Linked DNA regions of Homo sapiens: all the other regions are linked to region 3. A link is a contact called in ENCODE Hi-C or POLR2A ChIA-PET data. All regions are on one chromosome and are shown on one strand. The core of a region is the stretch at or near the end of the contact, and the rest is flanking DNA. Distances in the headings are between cores, read along the strand shown.

Region 1 (4,767 bases), core at 1,195-3,694, 82 kb after region 3:
ATGCTCACCCAGATGCTGGATCCTCACAGCTTCTCCACCAGTCCACAATGCAGCAGCCAAATCCTTATCTTTTTTCTTTTCTTTTTCTTTTTTTTTTGAGATGAGATCTCACTCTGTTGCCATGGTTGGAGTGCAGTGGTGTCATCTCTGCTCACTGAAACCTCCACCTCCCAGGCTCAAGTGATCCTCCCACCTCAGCCTCCCGAGTAGCTGGGACCACTGGCATGCACCACCACACCCAGCTAATTTTTTGTATTTTCAGTAGAGATGGAGTTTCACCATGTTGGCCAGGCCGGTCTTGAACTCCTGGACTCAAGTGATTCACCTGCCTCAGCCTCCCAAAGTGCTGGGATTATAGGCGTGAGCCACGGCTCCCAGGCAAAATTCTTATCTTAAACACAGGTTTGGTCATGTCCCTCTCAGGTGGCTCCCCATCCCTCTCAGGATGCCTGGCTGCTGAGGCCCTGCCTCTCTTGCTTCCTCCTCTCCCCTCTCCATCCCCAAGGCCCCCACTCTCTGGCTGTTCAGGATTATTTGCAGATCCTCCACACAATAGTGCTCCTCACCTCTAAGCCCTCACACATGGCTCCCTCTGCATGGAATATCCTTGGAACACTTCTTGGGCTAACCTTTCAGGTCACTCATTCATTCAACAAATGTATTGAGGGCCAGATGCAGTGGCTTACGCCTATAATCCAGAGCTTTAGGGGGCCAAGGCCGGAGGATCGCTTGAGGCTAGGAGTTCAAGACCAGCCTAACATAGCAAGATCTTGTCTCTACAAAAAATATAAAAATCAGCCAGGCGTGGGGGTGCATGCCTGTAGTCCCAGCTCCTCAGCAGGCTGAGGTGAGAGGATGGCTTGAGCCCAGGAGTTTGAGTTTGCAGTGAGTGATGATCGTGCCACTGCACTCCAGCTTGGGCAACAGAGCGAGACCCTGACTCAAAAAAAAAAAAAAATTAGTGAGCACCTACTGTCAGACATGATCCTAGGTCCTGTAGCAAAGCAATACGTAATGAGAAAATAGACATAACAAGAAAATATGCAGCACAGCAGATGGTGAGCAGTGAAGCAGGCAGAGGGAAAGCTGGTGTGGGGTTACTACTTTAAGCAGGATGGTCAGATAAGGCTTCATGGAGTAGGTGACTTGTGAGGAGAGAGCTGAAGTGAGCGGGGGGCCAGGTGGCTTTCTAGGGGGAGAGCACTCCAGGCAGAGGGAACAGCCAGGGCAAAGGCCCTGAGGAGGGAGCCCACCCAGGGGAACTGGAACATGTTCCAGTGTTACTGGAGCAGAGTGAGGGAGGAAGTCATGGGAACCAAGGTCAGAGAGGGCCAGAGGTGTGGGGAAGATCTCGCAGGGGCTTGTAAGACCTTGGGTTTTACCCTGAGTGCAGTGGGAGTGTGGCAGCTGCTGAGCGGGGAGGGACATGAGCTGCTTTGGGTTTGAACAGGACCCCCTGGCTGCCTGGCTGATGAGAATAGCCAGGGGCGAGGCGGGGAGCAGGGAGCCCAGTGTTGACACTGGCTGGATCAAGGTGACAGTTGAGGAGTGGAGAGAAGGGGCTGAATTCAGGCTATACTGAAGGCAGGACCAACAGGATTTTCCAGATGGGTCAGATACAGAGTGTGAGAAAGCAAAGTGTCAAGATCTGGGGGCTGAGCTTAGGGTATGGAAGACCCCTCTTCAGGAAGTCCTCCTGGGGAGCCCACAGCTCCTGGGCCTTGCCTGTTTCCCTCCAAGGCTGGGGGCTCCCGTGGTAGGACTTGTTTCCTGTCCTGCTGCCACAGTGCTGGATAAGTGAGAGGTGAGAGGTGGAGGCAAGCTGAGCTGGGGCCCTGCCCTCGGCTGTGTGAGGTCTGACACTGCTCCTCTCACCTCTCTAGGGACCTGTGTTTTCCCACTTGCACAAGGCGAGTGGGTGCTCTCCAAAAGTACTTCTAGCTGTAACCCAGTTTCCTCCCTAGGAGTGGGCACTGCCAGTCTCCTGAGCCCCCAGGCCCTCTCTCCTGCTCCCTGCCCAACCTCAGCCTCCTGGGAGCATTGGAATATCTTCCTTCCCCTCTGGGACGCGCAGGGCAGGTTGGGACACGTGGCTGGGGCCTGAGTCAGCCTCACCAATGTGGGTGGAGGGGGTACCTGGGACACGTCCCCTCCTTCCTTCCCAGAGCTTGGTACAGCCAAGGGTGGCACAGCTGCCCCCATTTCACTGTCTCCTGGAGTCTGAAGGCATGGCTGTGGCCCTGAGGCAGGACCAGGCATGTAGCTGCCCCACCTGCCCCTCCGCAGTGTTGTAGGGAAGAGTCAAGTCAGACAGGAAGGCCTGGGGCTGATAGCACCAGCAGGAAGGAATGCCATCCCAGTGAGCGAGTGGGGCCCAGGGACAACGTCACGGTAGTCCCGCCCTCCTTGCTGTCACAGGTGCAGCCTGTCCTCTCCTTCCCCTGACCAGCCCAGCATCCACATAGTCTACACAGAGCTCCCCTTGCTGCCCAGACAAGCTGAAGGACCACAGGTAATGGGACATGGGGCTGGGTGAGCAGTGGGGTGGAGTGTCAGCTTTTAAGGAAATCGGGAGAAAGAGTGTCCTCAATAGGCTTGATATTGTGTGGTTCCTTGGTGGACCTGGGTTTGAGTCCCAGCTCTGCATCTTCCTAGCTGTGTGAGAACCTGTCTCTACTTCAGGGGAGGATGACAAATATTCACCTTCCTGGGTTGTGTTGAGGTTTCCACCCGCCTATACTTGGCCATGGTAGGTGACCAGCTCCCAATTCTGTCACCAACTTGCTGCAAGACTTTCAGAAAAACCCTTGACCTTTCTGAGCCTCAGTTTCCCTACTTGTAAAATGAAGGGTCCAGCTAGATCTCTGAAGGCACCTCACACCCTCACTGTTATGGAACCTAACAGCTTAGGAGGGGAGGGGTGTTCCCGCAAATGTCTCAGCCTCTGCACCACCATCAGTGACTACAGGCAGCTGCCCCTCTCTCTGCCCTTCCTGGAGGAAGCCACCCTGGGCTGCCAGCCAGGTTTGGGAGACTTGGAAGGAAGAAGTCAGCCGTCCTCTGCCTCCAGCTCAAAGGCACCCCCGGGGAGGATATGCCAGAGAGCTGGGCCATGGGGAGGGGGCCCTGCTGCCTGTTGGGGGCTCAGGCACAGGTGGTGTGGCCCAAGGGGAGGGGGGCTTGGCAGACCTCTCAGAGCTCCCCCCACCCACCCCCGTAGGCTGTCATCCTTGTCCTAGAGCCACCTCTGCTCAGAGCACCCTGGCTTTTAGGCCTCAAGCCAACCTAGTTTCCTTTTAAGGGGAATGAGAATGATTATGGTCTTGTGCTTATTATTTTCTTCTGTTTTGTTAAGAAACTGCCCAGAAGAGTTCAGAGCCCTAACTAAGGAGTCAGGAGTGTGTGTTAGTGGGAGTGGTGGGGAGTGAACTCAAGCTAGTGTAGCCCTAAAGCACCAGGTTACTTTTGCTGGGAAATCCTCCTTGTGAAAAGGATCAGAGAGAGAGAGATCTCAAGTGCTGGCTGCACGTCAGGGACCATGCTGGGCCTGCCCTGCTCCCTGCCTTATTTCACTTTCACAACAATCCTGTGGGTGGAGTCTTTCCTTTTTCTTTCTTTCTTTTTTTTTTTTTTAAATAACAGATTTACTGAGATGTAATTCACTACTATAAAATTCACCCTTTAAAAGTGTATAATTCAGGGCCAGGCGCCATGGCTCACCTATGTAATCCCATTACTTTGGGAGGCTGAGGCGGGTGGATCACTTTGAGGTCAGGAGTTCGAGACCAGCCTGGCCAACATGGTAAAACCCCGTCTCTACTAAAAATACAAAAATTAGCCAGGCATGGTGATGCGCACCTGTAATTCCAGCTTTTCCATTTTTGGCTGTTATGTGTAATGCTGCTATAAACATTCATTACAAGTCTTTGTTCGGATATAGGTTGTCAATTCTCTTGCGAATATACTAGGGATTGGAATTGCTGGGTCATGTAGTAAATCTTTTTTAACCTTTTGAGGAGCTGACAAACTGTTTTCCAAAGTGACCACCATTTTACAATCTGACCAGCAATGTATGAGGGCTCCAGTTTCTTCGTACCCTCACCAATACTTGTTAGTGTCTGTATGTCTTATGGTAAGCCACCCTAGTGGGTGTGAAGGGGTATCCCATGGTGGTTTTGATTTGCACTTCCCTAATGACTAATGATGTGGAGCATCTTTTTTTTTTTTTTTTTTGAGACGGAGTTTCAGTCTTGTTGCCCAGGCTGGAGTGCAATGGTGCGATCTCAGCTCACCACAACCTCTGCCTCCTGGGTTCAAGTGATTCTCCTGCCTCAGCCTCCCGAGTAGCTGGGATTACAGGCACCTGCCACCATGCCCAGCTAATTTTGTATTTTTAGAAGAGATGGGGTTTCTCCATGTTGGCCAGCCTGGTCTCGAACTCCCGACCTCAGGTGATCCGCCCGCCTCAGCCTCCCAAAGTGCTGGGATTACAGACATGAGCCACCGCACCCAGTGATGTGAAGCATCTTTCTATGTGCTATTGACTATTTCTGTGTCTTCTTTCGAGAAATGTCTATTCGAATCCTCTGTCCGTTTTTAAACTGGATTATTTGTCACTGTATGTTGAGTTGTAGGCATGCCCATTTTTCCAACTAAGGATTCTGAAGCTCTGAGAATGGATGTGACACGCTCCAGGTCTCAGAGTCAGTGAGGGGTAGAGGCGGGAACTGAAGATCTAGGTCTGTCTGATGTTCAAGAGAACTGACA
Region 2 (4,310 bases), core at 522-3,021, 120 kb after region 3:
GTTGGAGTAAAAACTAAAGGAAATAATTTGGTAAGATTCAAAGGCAGCTGTCAACCCTTGAGGTCACTGTATCACTCATTCAGTGAGTCATTTAGTCACTCATTCAATCAGTCACTTATTCATTCAGTCAGTCATTTAGTCATTCATCAAACTTTTTTTTTGAGACAGAGTCTCGCTCTGTCACCCAGGCTGGAGTGCAGTGGCATGGTCTCGGCTCACTGAAACCTCCGCCTCCCGGGTTCAAGCGGTTCTCCTACCTCAGTCTCTTGAGTAGCTTGGACTACAGGCACGCACCACCATGCCTGGCTAATTTTTTGTATTTTAGTAGAGATGGTGTTTCACCATGTAGCCCAGGCTGGTCTCAAACTCCTGAGCTCAGGCAATCCGCCCACCTCGGCCTCCCAAAGTGCTAGGATTATAGGCATGAACCATGGCACCCGGCCTCATTCATCAAACTTCTATTGAGACTTCACTCTGTGTGCCAGGCTCTGCTGAGACTGAGATGAGTAAACACTTACTGGCTACCTGACTGTGTTTTAGACAAGGGGTAAACAAAGCCAGCCCAAAGTCTTAGCAATTCTCAGTGAGGTGATTTTTGCCCTGGCCACCATCCTGCCGCACCACCAACCAGGGAACATTTGGCAATGCCTGGAGACACTTTTAGTTGTCACAACCATGGTGAGGAGGGCGCAACTGGCATCTGGTTTGTAAAGGCCAGGGATACTCCCAAATGCCCTGCAGTGCACGGGCTAGGCCTCCATAACAATGAATTCTCCAGCCTCAGACGGCAATAGTGCTGAAGCTGAGAAACTCTGTTGTAGCTTCAACTCTAGTGGAGGAAGATGGAGGTAAGAAAAATGTGTCAGAGGGTGCTAAGTGCTATGTAAGAAGAGGGGGCTGGGCACAGTGGCTCACGCCTGTAATCCCAGCACTTTGAGAGGCCGAGGAAGGTGGATCACCTGAGGTCAGGAGTTTGAGACCAGCCTGGCCAACACGGTGAAACCCTGTCTCTACTAAAACTACAATAATTAGGTGGGCATGGTGGTGGGTGGCTGTAATTCCAGCTACTTGAAAGGCTGAGGCAGGAGAATCGCTTGAACCCAGGAGGTGGAAGTTGCAGTGAGCACTCCAGCCTGGGTGACAAGAGTGAAACTCAGTGTCAAAAAAAAAAAAAAAAAAAAAAAAGCAGGGGACAGGGAGTGCTGGGGAAGTGCTCACTGAAAAGATGACGTTGGGCAAAGGAAGTGAAGGACTAGCTATGCGGCTGTCTGGAGGAAAAGTGTTTCAGGCAGAAGGAATAGCAAGTACGAAGCCCCTGAGGCAGAAACAAGCAGGGCAAATTGGAGGAGCAGCCAGAAAACAAAGAAAATAAAATATTAAAAAAGGATACATACATACAGGTAATAAAACTGTAAGGAAAGTGAAAAGATAAACACCTGCTGGGGAGAAGGAGGGAGAGAAGCAGGGCCAGTGTCTAATGCGCTGGCAATGCTTTGTTTTTGTAGGTGGTGGTTACACAATAGATACACAATATCTATTTTCCAAGCTGTATGTATATCCTAGATACTTTTCTGTATGTTATATTTCACAATAAAGACGATTTAAATCATGTGTTAGTCTTTACTGTTTGCTCAACTGTGGGTGCTATTACAGGGCATAGACACAAGAGGGGGCGCTAACCAATGAGCAGCGGCAAAGCAGTGTTTCCTAGCAACGGGGAAAACGTTGAAGCAGAAACTTCCTTCAGAGTGGTTAACTGATGGATTCTGGCTGCTGCCCCTGACAGGTCGGCCAGAGTCCACTTCGCACCCTGGAGGCGTCTCTGCAGGGTCTGGAGTGTCACTGACTTTTGTGGGGAGTAGAGCTCTTCTCCCAAATGCGAAATCGGGTCTGCAGAACACGAGAGGTTGCTCCCTTGTGCCGCGGAGCTTTCTTCTCCTGCCAATGTTAGATAATAACGACGTCCTCATTAACAGATGCCATTATTAATATCATTAGTAACAGAGGGCTCTTATCCGTAAGACTCCAAACAAGTCGTAGTGTTTCCCTCGAAAAACGGAGGAAATTAAAGAATGGAAAGGAGGGACCTTGCCTCCAGCCTTCTAAGACCTCAGGTCTTCTAAGACCTCAGGTCTCTCTCTCTCTCTGTCTGTCTCTCTCTCTGTCTCTGTCTCTCTCTGTCTCTCTCTCTCTCCTCTCTCCTCTCTCCTTCTCCTCTGTCTCTCACTCCTCTCTCTCCTCTCTCTCTCCTCTGTCTCTCACTCCTCTCTCTCTGTCTCATACGCACACAAAGAGAGAGAGGTTTTTCAAGATTTGGGATGCGGTGGAAGTTTTCAAGATTGCTGGCCGGTCATGGTGGCTCACATCTGTAATCCCAGTATTTTGGGAGGCCGAGGGCAGATCACCTGAGGTCAGGAATTCAAGACCAGCCGGGCCAACATGGCAAAACCCCGTCTCTACTAAAAATACAAAAATTAGCTGGGCGTGGTGGTGCGCGCCTATAATCCCAGCTACTCTCAGAAGGCTGAGGCAGGAGAATCACTTGAACCCGGGAGGTGGAGGTTGAAGTGAGCCAAGATCATGCCGCTGAACTCCAGCATGGGTGACAAAGTGAGACCCCGTTTCAAAAGGGGAAAAAAAAAAGATTATTGACAAAGCAGAAGGTTTTATGATACACAGGTAAATATTAGGTAAATTTGAGGCTGAGTGGGATTATGGTAATGAATACCTACACTGTTAAAAGAAGTTACCCCAGACTTTATCTCACTTGACTTTACAATCACTTTGGTACCACTCCATTTTGGAGATGAAGAAACTGAGGCTTAGAGAGGTTAAACTGTGAGCATGCCAGAGCTTTCCTCCCAATCCAATTTACTAAAGAAGAAGTATTAACTAGCTTTTTTTTTTTTTTTTTTTTGAGGCGGAGTCTCGCTCTGTCGCTCAGGCTGGAGTGCAGTGGCGCTATCTCGGCTCACTGCAAGCTCCACCTCCCGGGTTCACGCCATTCTCCTGCCTCAGCCTCCCGAGTAGCTGGGACTACAGGTGCCCGCCACCGCGTCCGGCTAATTTTTTGCATTTTTAGTAGAGACAGGGTTTCACCGTGTTACCCAGGATGGTCTCGATCTCCTGACCTCGTGATCCACCCGCCTCGGCCTCCCAAAGTGCTGGGATTACAGGCGTGAGCCACCGCGCCCGGCCTTAACTAGCTTATTTTTAAGGGGTGGGGGAAGCTGTTAATTGTCTCTCATGCCTGTAATCCAGGACTTTGGGAGGCTGAGGCAGGCAGATCATGAGATCAGGAGTTCAAGACCAGCCTGGGGCCGGGCGCGGTGGCTCATGCCTGTAATCCCAGCATTTTGGGAGGCCGAGGCGGGTGGATCACGAGGTCAGGAGATCAAGACCATCCTGGCGAATACGGTGAAACCCCGTCTCTACTAAAAATACAAAAAATTAGCCGGGCAAGGTGGCGCACGCCTGTAGTCCCAGCTACTCGGGAGGCTGAGGCAGGAGAATGGCGTGAACCCGGGAGGCGGAGCTTGCAGTGAGCAGAGATCGTGCCATTGCACTCCAGCCTGGGCCACAGAGCAAGACTCCGTCTCAAAAAAAAAAAAAAAAAAAAAAAAAAAAAAAAGACCAGCCTGGCCAACATAGTGAAACCCCATCTCTACTAAAAATACAAAAATTAGCCGGGCGTGGTGGCTGGCACCTGTAGTCCCAGCTACTTGGGGGGCTGAGGGAACCCGGGAGGTGTAGGTTGCAGTGAGCTGAGATCGTGCCACTGCACTTCAGCCTGGGCGACACAGCGAGACTCTGTCTCAAAAAAAAAAAAAAATTGTCTCTCATAACCAAAGAAAGTTAAAACAATGGAGAGGTAGTTTATTTTCTCATTAAAATAGCAAAACTATTTTCAATCATAATACCTCACACTAGGAAGGCCTAGTGGAAACTGGCAGTCTTGTACGACGCTAACGGCAGCATAAACCAGTAGCCACTCATCGGGAGAGCAGTCTGGCAACACCCAGCAGAAGCCATAAAAATGTTCCTACCCTTTGATCCAGCAACCCAGGTTCTGGGAATCTATCCTAAGGACATAATTTGAAATTTAGGAAAAGGTGTATGTGCAAATATTGGTGGCAGCATTATTTATGTTGGTGAAAAATTGGAAACAACTAAGGGAAATGGGTGATCAAGGGCACAACTCTATTAAGTAACCTGAATGTCTCCTTTTTAAAAAAATGATGACTGCAAAAATTTTGAAAATTACCTGGGTGTGGCTGGGCATGGTGGCTCACGCCTATAATCCCAATACT
Region 3 (4,227 bases), core at 146-2,645:
TTTGAGGAAATGCTATTCTTTTCCAAAGTGACTGCACCATTTCATATTTGCACTAGCACTGTACGGACATTCCCATTTCTCTGTCCTAGTGAGTGTGAAATGGTATCTCACTGCAGTTCCAGTTTGTATTTCCCTGATGGCTAATGATGTGGATCATTTCATGTGTTCATTGGCCACAGAGAAATGTCTATTTGGATTCTTTACCCATTTTTCAATTGGGTTATTTGTCTTTATAGGTTTGTTGTTGTTGAGACAGAGTCTTGCTCTGTCACTCAGGCTGGAGTGCAGTGGCATTATCACAGCTAACTGCAGTCTAGAACTGCTGGGCTCACGTGATCATCCCAGCTCAGCCTCTCGAGTAACTGGGACTACAGGCATGCGCCACCAGCCCCAGCTAATTATTTTATTTTTTGTAGAGACAGGGTCTTACTATGTTGCCTAGGCCGGTCTTGAACTCCTGGGCTCAAGCAAATCTCCCACCTCAGACTCCCAAAGTATTGGAATTATAGGTGTGAACCATAGTGCTCAGCCAATTTGCACAATAATCTTAAATACAAAAGCTAAGCAAAACAAATCAAGAGCATCTTTAAAAACTAGGCAGTCTGGGAGGCAGGGGCTGCCGTGAGCCGTGAGATGGCACCTTTGCATTCCAGCCTAGGTGACAGAGGGAGGCCCTGTCTAAAAAAAACCAAAAACCAAAAAACAAAACAAAACAAAAAACATCTAGGCAGTAGCTCGTGCCCGTAATCCCAGCTACTCAGGAGGCTGAGGCGAGAGAATCGTTTGAGCCCAGGAGTTCAAGACCAGCCTGGGCAACAGAGTGAGACCCCATTTCTAAAAAATGAACAAAGAAAAACTAGGCAGTTTCGCCCAGTGGTTAGAAGCGTGGAGTTTGGAGTCAAGTCTCCAAATTTCATCTTCCACATATGCAAAATGGAGACAATAATAGGGGTACGTTATAGAATTGTGGTAGGCATAGTGAACTCCATCGCATGTTAGCTGTTTTCGTTACTATTTACTGTCTAAATTCGGTGATGAAATTATTAGGAAGTCTCTGTCTTGTTCTCTTCTGACCACTAAGAGGCGCACTTCGGAGTAGAAGAAACGCGGGCGGAAATAGCCCAAAAGCGGATTGGCTTCGACTTCTGGCGGAAGTAAATTCCTCCCTCCACCAGGTCTTATTAGCTCAGAAAGAATTCCAAATTTCTACGTAGTCCCAAGGATAGGTAGAATACATTTCTCAGTCCTATTCCTAGTTATTATTGTCTATTAAAACATGTATACTCAGAATTTTTGCGGCATTATTTTTTGACGTGTCTTTATTTTATTTAAAAGAGCCGGAGCCGGAAGTGCTTGCCTTTTTCCCTGCTAGGACCCAGGGGTTACGACCCATCAGCCCTTGCGCGCCACCGTCCCTTCTCTCTTCCTCGGCGCTGCCTACGGAGGTGGCAGCCATCTCCTTCTCGGTAAGTGTTAATCCGTGGCAATCCGCATTCCTGCGGGATTCATCTGGCCCCGTCGCCCAGTGGTGCGGAGGCCTCCCCTTCAGCGCGGTAGTGTCTGTGGGTATTGTTATTGTCAGCTTACTGGAGCGTGTACAGGAACAGAACGAAGCCGCCGAGTTGATAGGGCTTTGCGTCCCAGAGCCTCCTGCCCTCCGCCTGTATTCAGAGCTGCGGGCTGCTTGTTTGTTCCTTGGCGGTGGAGGGTGCTAGTTGAGGCCAGACTTCGGGGTCTCCTGGGGGCCGTGGGACGACCAGGGGTGGCCCAGCTTGACAGCTTTCAGCTGGGATCTGTGGATCCCAGCGCTCACCAATGTCGGCCCACGTGTATTCGTTCATGCCATGGCCGGCTTCTTCCGCTGCAGTCTCTGGCCCGAGGGCTGCTGCTGCGGGACCGCCAAGGAAAGACGAGCTGTAGGTCGGCTGGTCCAGCTGCAGGCAGAAATTCTGGTAGTATCTCTGGGAATATGAAGATGCAACTGCCCCCACCTTGCCTTCGAGGATATCATGGGCCAGAAGGCAGAGTCGTTTTGAATACGTGGTTCATTGAGTACCCACTCTGGGCCAGTTGATGGCTGCGAAGAGAGCAGAAGGGGTGCTGCTGTAGGAAATCAATGGCTCGGAAGACCACACTGAGGAAGGTGTGAGTTGATACTGGAAGATCTCCAGGTTTGAGGCATCTTCAGAGGTATATGGTGGTTTTGTGTGTGTTGAGGGTGTGGTAGCGCAGCAGCTCCCTAGGGAATTAGAAGGTTTTATTGAACATTTACCCTGTGACAGGCACTGCAGGCATTCAGCGCGCAGTGTCATCTTCATTTTACAGGTGAGGAAAAGACTCAGGTTCAAGTAGATGGTCAAGGCCAGTACTACCGGAAGGACCATCTGGGGGTTCGGACACTGGTGGGGTGGGATTTGCTGCCCCTTGCAAATTGAGAGTGTCTTGGGGTCAGTTTTGATTTGCTCAGCTGTTGGCATTCTTTGGGCTCTGAGTGGGTGAGGTGACCCTTGACCTCCTGGGATCGCATCTGGAGAGTGCCTAGTATTCTGCCAGCTTCGGAAAGGGAGGGAAAGCAAGCCTGGCAGAGGCACCCATTCCATTCCCAGCTTGCTCCGTAGCTGGCGATTGGAAGACACTCTGCGACAGTGTTCAGTCCCTGGGCAGGAAAGCCTCCTTCCAGGATTCTTCCTCACCTGGGGCCGCTTCTTCCCCAAAAGGCATCATGGCCGCCCTCAGACCCCTTGTGAAGCCCAAGATCGTCAAAAAGAGAACCAAGAAGTTCATCCGGCACCAGTCAGACCGATATGTCAAAATTAAGGTATGTGGTCCTGGGATGGAAATGGGTGTGGGGTGAAGAAAAGAGTTTCCAACAGTTTCTGACATCACCTAGTCAGGATTATCTTTGACCGATGAACTGGCTTGTGGAAGAGCTTTCTGTAGAAATACAGGTCTCCCCCAGTGTGCCCTAGTGCTGGTACTTATGTCTCTTGATGTGTGAAGCGAAACTTTAATGAAAAGGGACATTTGGCCGTTTTGATGTGTTCAGAGGGCTTTGCATTTGTGTCCTGTATTTTGGGTTGCCTTGTGACAGCAGGATCCCTATTTTATAGACAAGAAAACTCAGGTGCTGAGAGCAGTGTCTGCAGCTGTGCTTGCCATCTCAGTATCTACACAGTCCCCTCGCATCCCATTGGTGCCTCCTCCATTGCTTGGGAGTGGCAATGGTGGGGGTGCCTTCATCCCTAGTGGCTAAAGCCACGAGCTCCTGGTTTTTCCCACCAAAAAAGTAAGGAAATAGTGAAGTCCTGTTACCAAAGGCAACTACTGTGTGGCATACTTCCTTTTCATTTGGTCCTTTTTTTCCCTCCCCAAAAGGAAGAGTTCGCACTCTGCACAGACGCTAACCCACCTGTGTATTATTTCCTTCAGCGTAACTGGCGGAAACCCAGAGGCATTGACAACAGGGTTCGTAGAAGATTCAAGGGCCAGATCTTGATGCCCAACATTGGTTATGGAAGCAACAAAAAAACAAAGCACATGCTGCCCAGTGGCTTCCGGAAGTTCCTGGTCCACAACGTCAAGGAGCTGGAAGTGCTGCTGATGTGCAACAAGTGAGTTGGGTCCCACCTCTAGTTTTCAGTGATCAGAAGTTTGCATCTGTGTGAGCACTTCTGGCAGGAACTCTACAAACTCTTGGGATGCATTTTGGCGGGGGGTGTTGTACATTCTCTGAGGGAATCAGAAGTTGTTCCTTGCAGGATTTTAGAGAATGCTTGTTGGGGAATTCAAGGTGTTTCCTTTGCTGAAGGAGGTGACTTGGTCTTCTAAGTGTAGAGACCCAAGACCAGGAAAAGACTGCTTTGTGAACACTGCAATAATAGCCACTTTCCACTACTACAATATCCTTTGGCTGTTGTTTCCAAAATGTTGCTTTCTTTATGAAGGTGTCAAGCAAAAGAGTTGAACTCTGAAATATTCGAAGAGATTTATTCTGAGCCAAATATGAGTTGACCATGGCCCGTGACACAGCCCTTGGGAGACCCTAAGAATATGTGTCCAAGGTGGGCGGGGAGCAGCTTGGTTTTACATATTTTAGGGAGACATGAGACATCAATCAAATACACATAAGGCATACATTGGTTTGGTCCAGAAAGGCGGCACTTCGAGGTTTTGGATAGATTTTCTGTTTCTCGTCGAGAATTGGTTATCACTAGAAAGGAATGTCTT
Region 4 (4,838 bases), core at 371-2,870, 110 kb before region 3:
CTTGAGCCTCCATTTTCTCATATGGAGAATGGGAAGAGCAGTGCTTTCTTGACAGGCTTGTTGCAGGGGTGAAATCTGTGTACTTAGCTTGTGCTGGGCTCCCCCGTCGCATAGTGGCATAGTGGGTGAGCATACGTGTGGGTGACCCAGCCCCAGCCACATCAGCCCAGAAAGACTGATTTTTCCAGACCCTGCTTGAACACCTGCACTAGCCCTTAAAGCAGCCCCTTCTTAAATTGCTGAACTGTTCAAAACTGCTAGCTGTCTGAAGCTCCTGCCCCTGGCCTCACAAACCTGCCTGTTCTCTCTGCACCAGGACCACCCTGCAGAGACCTGGCAGGGGTGGCGGCCACCTCTCTCCAGCTGTGCCATCCCTGCTCTTGCTCAGAGGATGTGCCCCCACCCGCCCCCCAGACCCTGCCTGGCTGTGTCCCATCCCTCCCCGAGACGGGGGCATAGAGGTGAAGATAGCCCTGTGCAGAACAAGACCATCCCCTTCCTTCCTCTGGGTGACTAACCTTGGTTAATGTGGCCTAGGCAGAGAAGAGCCACAGAAAGCCCCAAGAGGGAGCTTGTGAGGGCTGGAAATGAATTGTGCCTGCCCAGTCTAGGCTCCCTTTCTGGAAATCAGAAACCCTGAAAGCAGAGTATAGGGGAAGCCATGAGGCCTGGAGGCGTGATGGGCATACGTACTTCAGGAGGCTGTTTTGCTCTGGCCTGTGCAGACTGCCAGGAGTCTGGCCTGAGGCTGCTGGCATGGACATTTAACCACAGACAGGCTTTCAAGATTGCCTGCTTCCTCTAGCATGGGGCCCGGCCCCCTCTGAAGAGGGTGGCTTTGCCATGTGATGTGGCCACCCTCTGGCCACACGTGGCTAGGCTTATTTCTCTGATTTATCTCATAACTGTGCACAACCCCAGGACCCCTAGGCTCTGGACCCAGCCCTGTCCAAGCTGCCAGCAGCATGCTTTTCCCCTGAGCAGCTGGGCAGGAGAGGCATGGTGTGGGGTCAGGTCCCACACAACTCTGTCTTATACTCACAACCTTGACTTGGTGACTCAACTCTTCCATCCCTGAGTTTGTCATCTGCAGAAGGGAGCAGTCCTAGCTACCTCCCAGCGACGGTGGTTGAGTTACAGGTCATGTATTTTAAACACACCCACCACGGCATCTTGTACCTGGCAGGTTTGTGGAGAAGTTGCTGCTGTATAATTCAGACCCGTGTATACTTGTGTTTGCGTATGTATATGTGTGTACATACATGTGTGTTTGCCCTCTCCGTAAGAAGTTGCATGAACACAATGGGCAAGTGTTCGGGCGTCCTGGCCAAGCTGCCCATATGCCCTTGGGGATGGGTGCCACCTTTCCGTGCCTGCAGGGTATTGAGAGCACTGAATGTGTTCCATATACAGCTTAGAACATCACTAGCCATATAGACATTCGCTGTTACTACCATTGTCGTTGTCGATATTGGGGGTGAACAGTGGGTCACTGCTTTCATCTTGTACCCTCACTGGTGCCCAGAACCTCCCCTGGCTAACATTTTTCTTGAGAAAAGTCATTCATTACTTCATAGGCCATAATTAGAGACATCCGTGGCTGAGAGGCCACAGCCCCCCAGCCCTGACTCATTCCCTGGCGAGTCGGGACGTGGCATCCAACAGGTCTGGGCTGAGGGGCTGGGGTTGGACTGTCTGCCTTTCTCACCCATCCCCATGAGCTCCCCAGTCCAGGGAACAGGCCAGTGGAAGGTGTCTGGGTCCAGGTCTCCCTCCACCCTGGGGTCAGGCTCTCCAGCCTGGAGGTGGGTGTCTCGAAGAGAGGGTCTCAACAGCAGGCAGGGTGCAGGGCAGGTGACCCTGGCTTGGGGCACTAGGCTTGTCTGCCCTTCCTGCCTCCAGCTGCTGGGGCTTGTAGATCAGAGAATAACCCAAGACAGCCATTGAAAAGTGCTTTTTAAGAGCCAAGCACTTTCTTAAGGACCTCACTGTATTAATTAGCTCCACTAAGTCTTCACAGTCCTGTGAAGTAGATACACTAATTACCCCAATTTTAGAGGAAGGAACCTGAGGCACAGCATTAATTCCTCCTGTGGTCACACAGCTGGTAAGCAGTAGAGCTAGAATTCCACCCAGGAGCCTGCTTGGCCCCTTGCTTGGCAGAAAGCCTGGGTGGGGCGGGGCAGCAGGAGGAAACTCTTCAAGTTGTGATCTCTATTCCTGCGAGGTGTCCATTGCAACACTGTCCTATAGGGATCTAGCGCTTCACCCAGCCATGTCCCCACATAAAACACCACATACCACTTCCATCACAGGAAAACATGTTTGGAAAACTGGAGAAGGGGGAAGAGCTTGGCGACCTTTCAGTGACCAAAGCTTGGAGTCCCCAGTCTGGGAAAGGAGGGCTCACTGTGCCTTAGCACGTGATGGGCTCTGGGGCAGAGTGTGGATGCATCCACATGCAGCTCCAGGCCCTTACGTGCTCTCTGGCCCTGTCCTTGGCCTGTCCCACCACCAGGGGCCCATCCAGGACATACAGAACTCATCTCATGGGAAGGAGCAGGCCTCCTGCTCATGGCCATTCCCATCTTTGCTGGAGGCCAGGGCTTTGGGGGATGCTTGGGCAGTTGTCTCCCACCCTCACAGAGCAAGACTCCTCCATGGTGCAGATGGACTGCACACGAGATCAGGTGATCCCCGGGGTGGGGAAGAGTGTGTGGGGTGAGGGTGGCCTTGTGGAGGAAGTGGGGTTAAGCTGAGACCTCGGTGTAAAGATGGCAGACTCAGACAGGTCATATGGCCCTGGGATAGAGGCTTCCAGCCAGGATTGGAGTCCCTTGTACCACCTCTCTGACGGGTGTCTGACCTGCCGCAGCTTGCACACCTCCAGTGACAGAGAACTCACCACCTCCTAAGCAGCCCTAACCACATGAGAGTGTACTTCATCACGTCGGGTATTGGCAGTCATAGTTCTGCCTGCAGGAGAAATCTCTAGCCTCGGCTTGTCAGCCTGTCAGAGGCTTGATGATGGGGATCACATCATCTCCCCGAGGCTGCTTTCCTCCCGGCTGCACAGCCCCAGCTCTTGATAGGAGCATACTGTTATACTGCTTCCTGGCATACTGTTATTTGGCCTTGGCAAATAGAGTCCATCTCACATGCTAGCTGGGATCAGTTGTATGGAGTGCTGTGTTGGAAGGAGGCTGAGGCTTCATCCAAGCTCTTTAGGAGGGAGTCTGTGATCAATTAGCAATGTCTGCCAGGGAGGAGTGGGTAGGGCATGCAGGTGTCCCAGGTCTGCTGTCCCTGCCCTCAGGCTCTGGACTGTCTGTGCAGCCCCCAGACACTGTCTTCTGCTGTGTCTGAGAACTGTGGCGGGCAGCAGGGCTATTTTTGCTCCTGGCTTTTTATTCATGTTGGTGACTGGCTTCTCGGCCACATCATGACATCAGCTCACATTCATCTTATAGTCCACAAAAAATCCCCAAGGCTTTTTCATAAGAACAGCCATCAAACTAGATCTTTACCCCATTTTGATGTTATTTCCAGTGTGTGGATACAGAATTAATTTCAGTCATCCCCTTGTCGATGCTCATTTAGGTTATTTCCAGATGTTTATAATCAGAAACAACACTGCTGTGGACATCCTCGTATGTACTGCTGCACACATTGGTCTTATTTCCTTTGCACAAATCTATGGAAAGGGGCTGGGCGGCAGCCACCTAACGCTCATAGGATGTTCCAGAGACTCTGAACTGCCAGGAATATTCAGGGACTTGGAAGAGGTGCCTCGGCCCATTCCTTGGTCTGCATGTAGCCCAGGTGTCTGAGAGAGATAATAAATTCAGAGGCGCAGTTAAGGACTCACACTGGTGTGTTCACCAGTCCTGTTCAATGGGCTGGGTTTTTGGGAGAAGCATCCCCAAGGCAGCTACAGTGGGTGGTGAGATGTCCAGCAGCTGAGCTCAAGAGGTCGGGGCAGGGATATAGGAGCCAGTCTGGCTGTTCTCTAACCCAAAAGTCCCACCTAGAGACTCATGTATGCTGGTAAAATGTGACCATCACTTTATAGCCAAGCTCTGTCACTAAGGTATCTGTGTTTCTGCCCTAGAAAGGGAAAGGTTGACATAGGATAGTTCTTCCTGCCCCAGGAAGAAACTGGGTAGAGCTGAGTCCTAATCAGGAAGGTGGGGCTGAGAGCCCAGAGTGTTGCTGTAGAGCAAAACATCTTTACGAGTTCAGCCAGAAAATAGTCAAGCGTCCACATCATTTAAGTTCGATAACTTCCTGTCCTGATTTATACTCCTAGCAGCAGAGTCCTAGAGTGCCCATGGCTGCATGTACTTGTCAATACTGGGTATTTTCACTTAAATTGTATTTTTATTTATCAGTTCAGATAAACTCAGAAAAGCCACTTTTTTAGGGTCTAATACTGCACTGCGTAGTTGCTGATTGGGGCCATCAAGAGGTGATGTCCTCTGGCTCAAATGGGTTCATAGCTATGTGGAAAATTCCACACTGTGCTCACTTTTGTCCACGTTTGCTGAAGAATCCTGTGGTGCCACACTGGTTGCAGTAGGATGGCCCAGCCATTTCTTTTTTTTGGGGTGGTTTGAAGTTGGGTTTGATTTTTTTTTTTTTTTTTGGAGTGTGGAAGGGCTGCCACATTGCACAAGCTGATGCTATTCAATAGACTGGACAGGACCCGGTGACAGATTGAATGGGGGCGTTTGAGTCGGGGGAGGGATTAAACTGATGACCCCCAGGACCCTGGCTCCAGGATGGAAGGGAAGACTGTGGGTGACTGTCAGGCCTTCCCTTCCTGGAGAGGGAGGCCC

What was found. A loop is a pair of places that touch in the nucleus more often than their neighbours do. ChIA-PET counts read pairs that join two places held with the same protein, here RNA polymerase II (POLR2A). Pooled maps may share reads with other maps.
Region 1: a map of mammary epithelial cell shows a loop between it and region 3 (4-fold over the local background). The contact joins the promoter of TMEM40 here to the promoter of RPL32 in region 3. A Hi-C loop is called at or near these places in 1 of 168 maps with a recorded cell type or tissue (mammary epithelial cell) and 4 of 50 pooled maps. POLR2A ChIA-PET finds 5 or more read pairs at or near these places in 11 of 52 experiments (A549, AG04449, AG04450 and 8 more).
Region 2: a map of naive thymus-derived CD4-positive, alpha-beta T cell shows a loop between it and region 3 (10-fold over the local background). The contact joins the enhancer-like site here to the promoter of RPL32 in region 3. A Hi-C loop is called at or near these places in 2 of 168 maps with a recorded cell type or tissue (both naive thymus-derived CD4-positive, alpha-beta T cell), 1 of 37 single-sample maps with no recorded cell type and 9 of 50 pooled maps. POLR2A ChIA-PET finds 5 or more read pairs at or near these places in 4 of 52 experiments (H1, HEK293, activated T-cell and 1 more).
Region 4: a loop to region 3 is called in a pooled map, with 2.3 times the contacts of the local background. The contact joins the enhancer-like site here to the promoter of RPL32 in region 3. A Hi-C loop is called at or near these places in 1 of 50 pooled maps. POLR2A ChIA-PET finds 5 or more read pairs at or near these places in 2 of 52 experiments (T-cell and WTC11).

What each region holds. Positions count from the first base shown.
Region 1 is chr3:12,756,936-12,761,702 of GRCh38, reverse strand. TMEM40 (transmembrane protein 40) reads left to right here and starts at 2,444. Exons shown (of 12, transcript NM_018306.4): 1 at 2,444-2,512. RefSeq lists a silencer at 1,742-1,831 and enhancers at 1,856-2,441, 3,397-3,576.
Region 2 is chr3:12,717,597-12,721,906 of GRCh38, reverse strand. No RefSeq gene overlaps it. Among named protein-coding and RNA genes, the nearest start is that of TMEM40, 40 kb to the left of the region's middle. RefSeq lists an enhancer at 1,832-1,881. Within about 2 kb of position 1,771, at least 2 of the 41 ENCODE cell types and tissues checked have a DNase peak (open chromatin) inside an H3K27ac peak, as active enhancers do.
Region 3 is chr3:12,838,733-12,842,959 of GRCh38, reverse strand. It overlaps RPL32 (ribosomal protein L32), which reads left to right and starts at 1,395. Exons shown (of 4, transcript NM_000994.4): 1 at 1,395-1,466; 2 at 2,718-2,818; 3 at 3,430-3,611. The coding sequence starts at 2,723. It overlaps SNORA7A (small nucleolar RNA, H/ACA box 7A), which reads left to right and starts at 2,510; the gene lies at 2,510-2,648. RefSeq lists enhancers at 817-1,066, 1,160-2,096, 2,097-3,035.
Region 4 is chr3:12,945,338-12,950,175 of GRCh38, reverse strand. All of the region lies in intron 1 of IQSEC1 (IQ motif and Sec7 domain ArfGEF 1), which reads left to right. Among named protein-coding and RNA genes, the nearest start is that of LINC02022, 63 kb to the right of the region's middle. RefSeq lists enhancers at 238-417, 2,592-3,093, 4,448-4,838 and a silencer at 978-1,057. Within about 2 kb of position 1,620, at least 8 of the 41 ENCODE cell types and tissues checked have a DNase peak (open chromatin) inside an H3K27ac peak, as active enhancers do.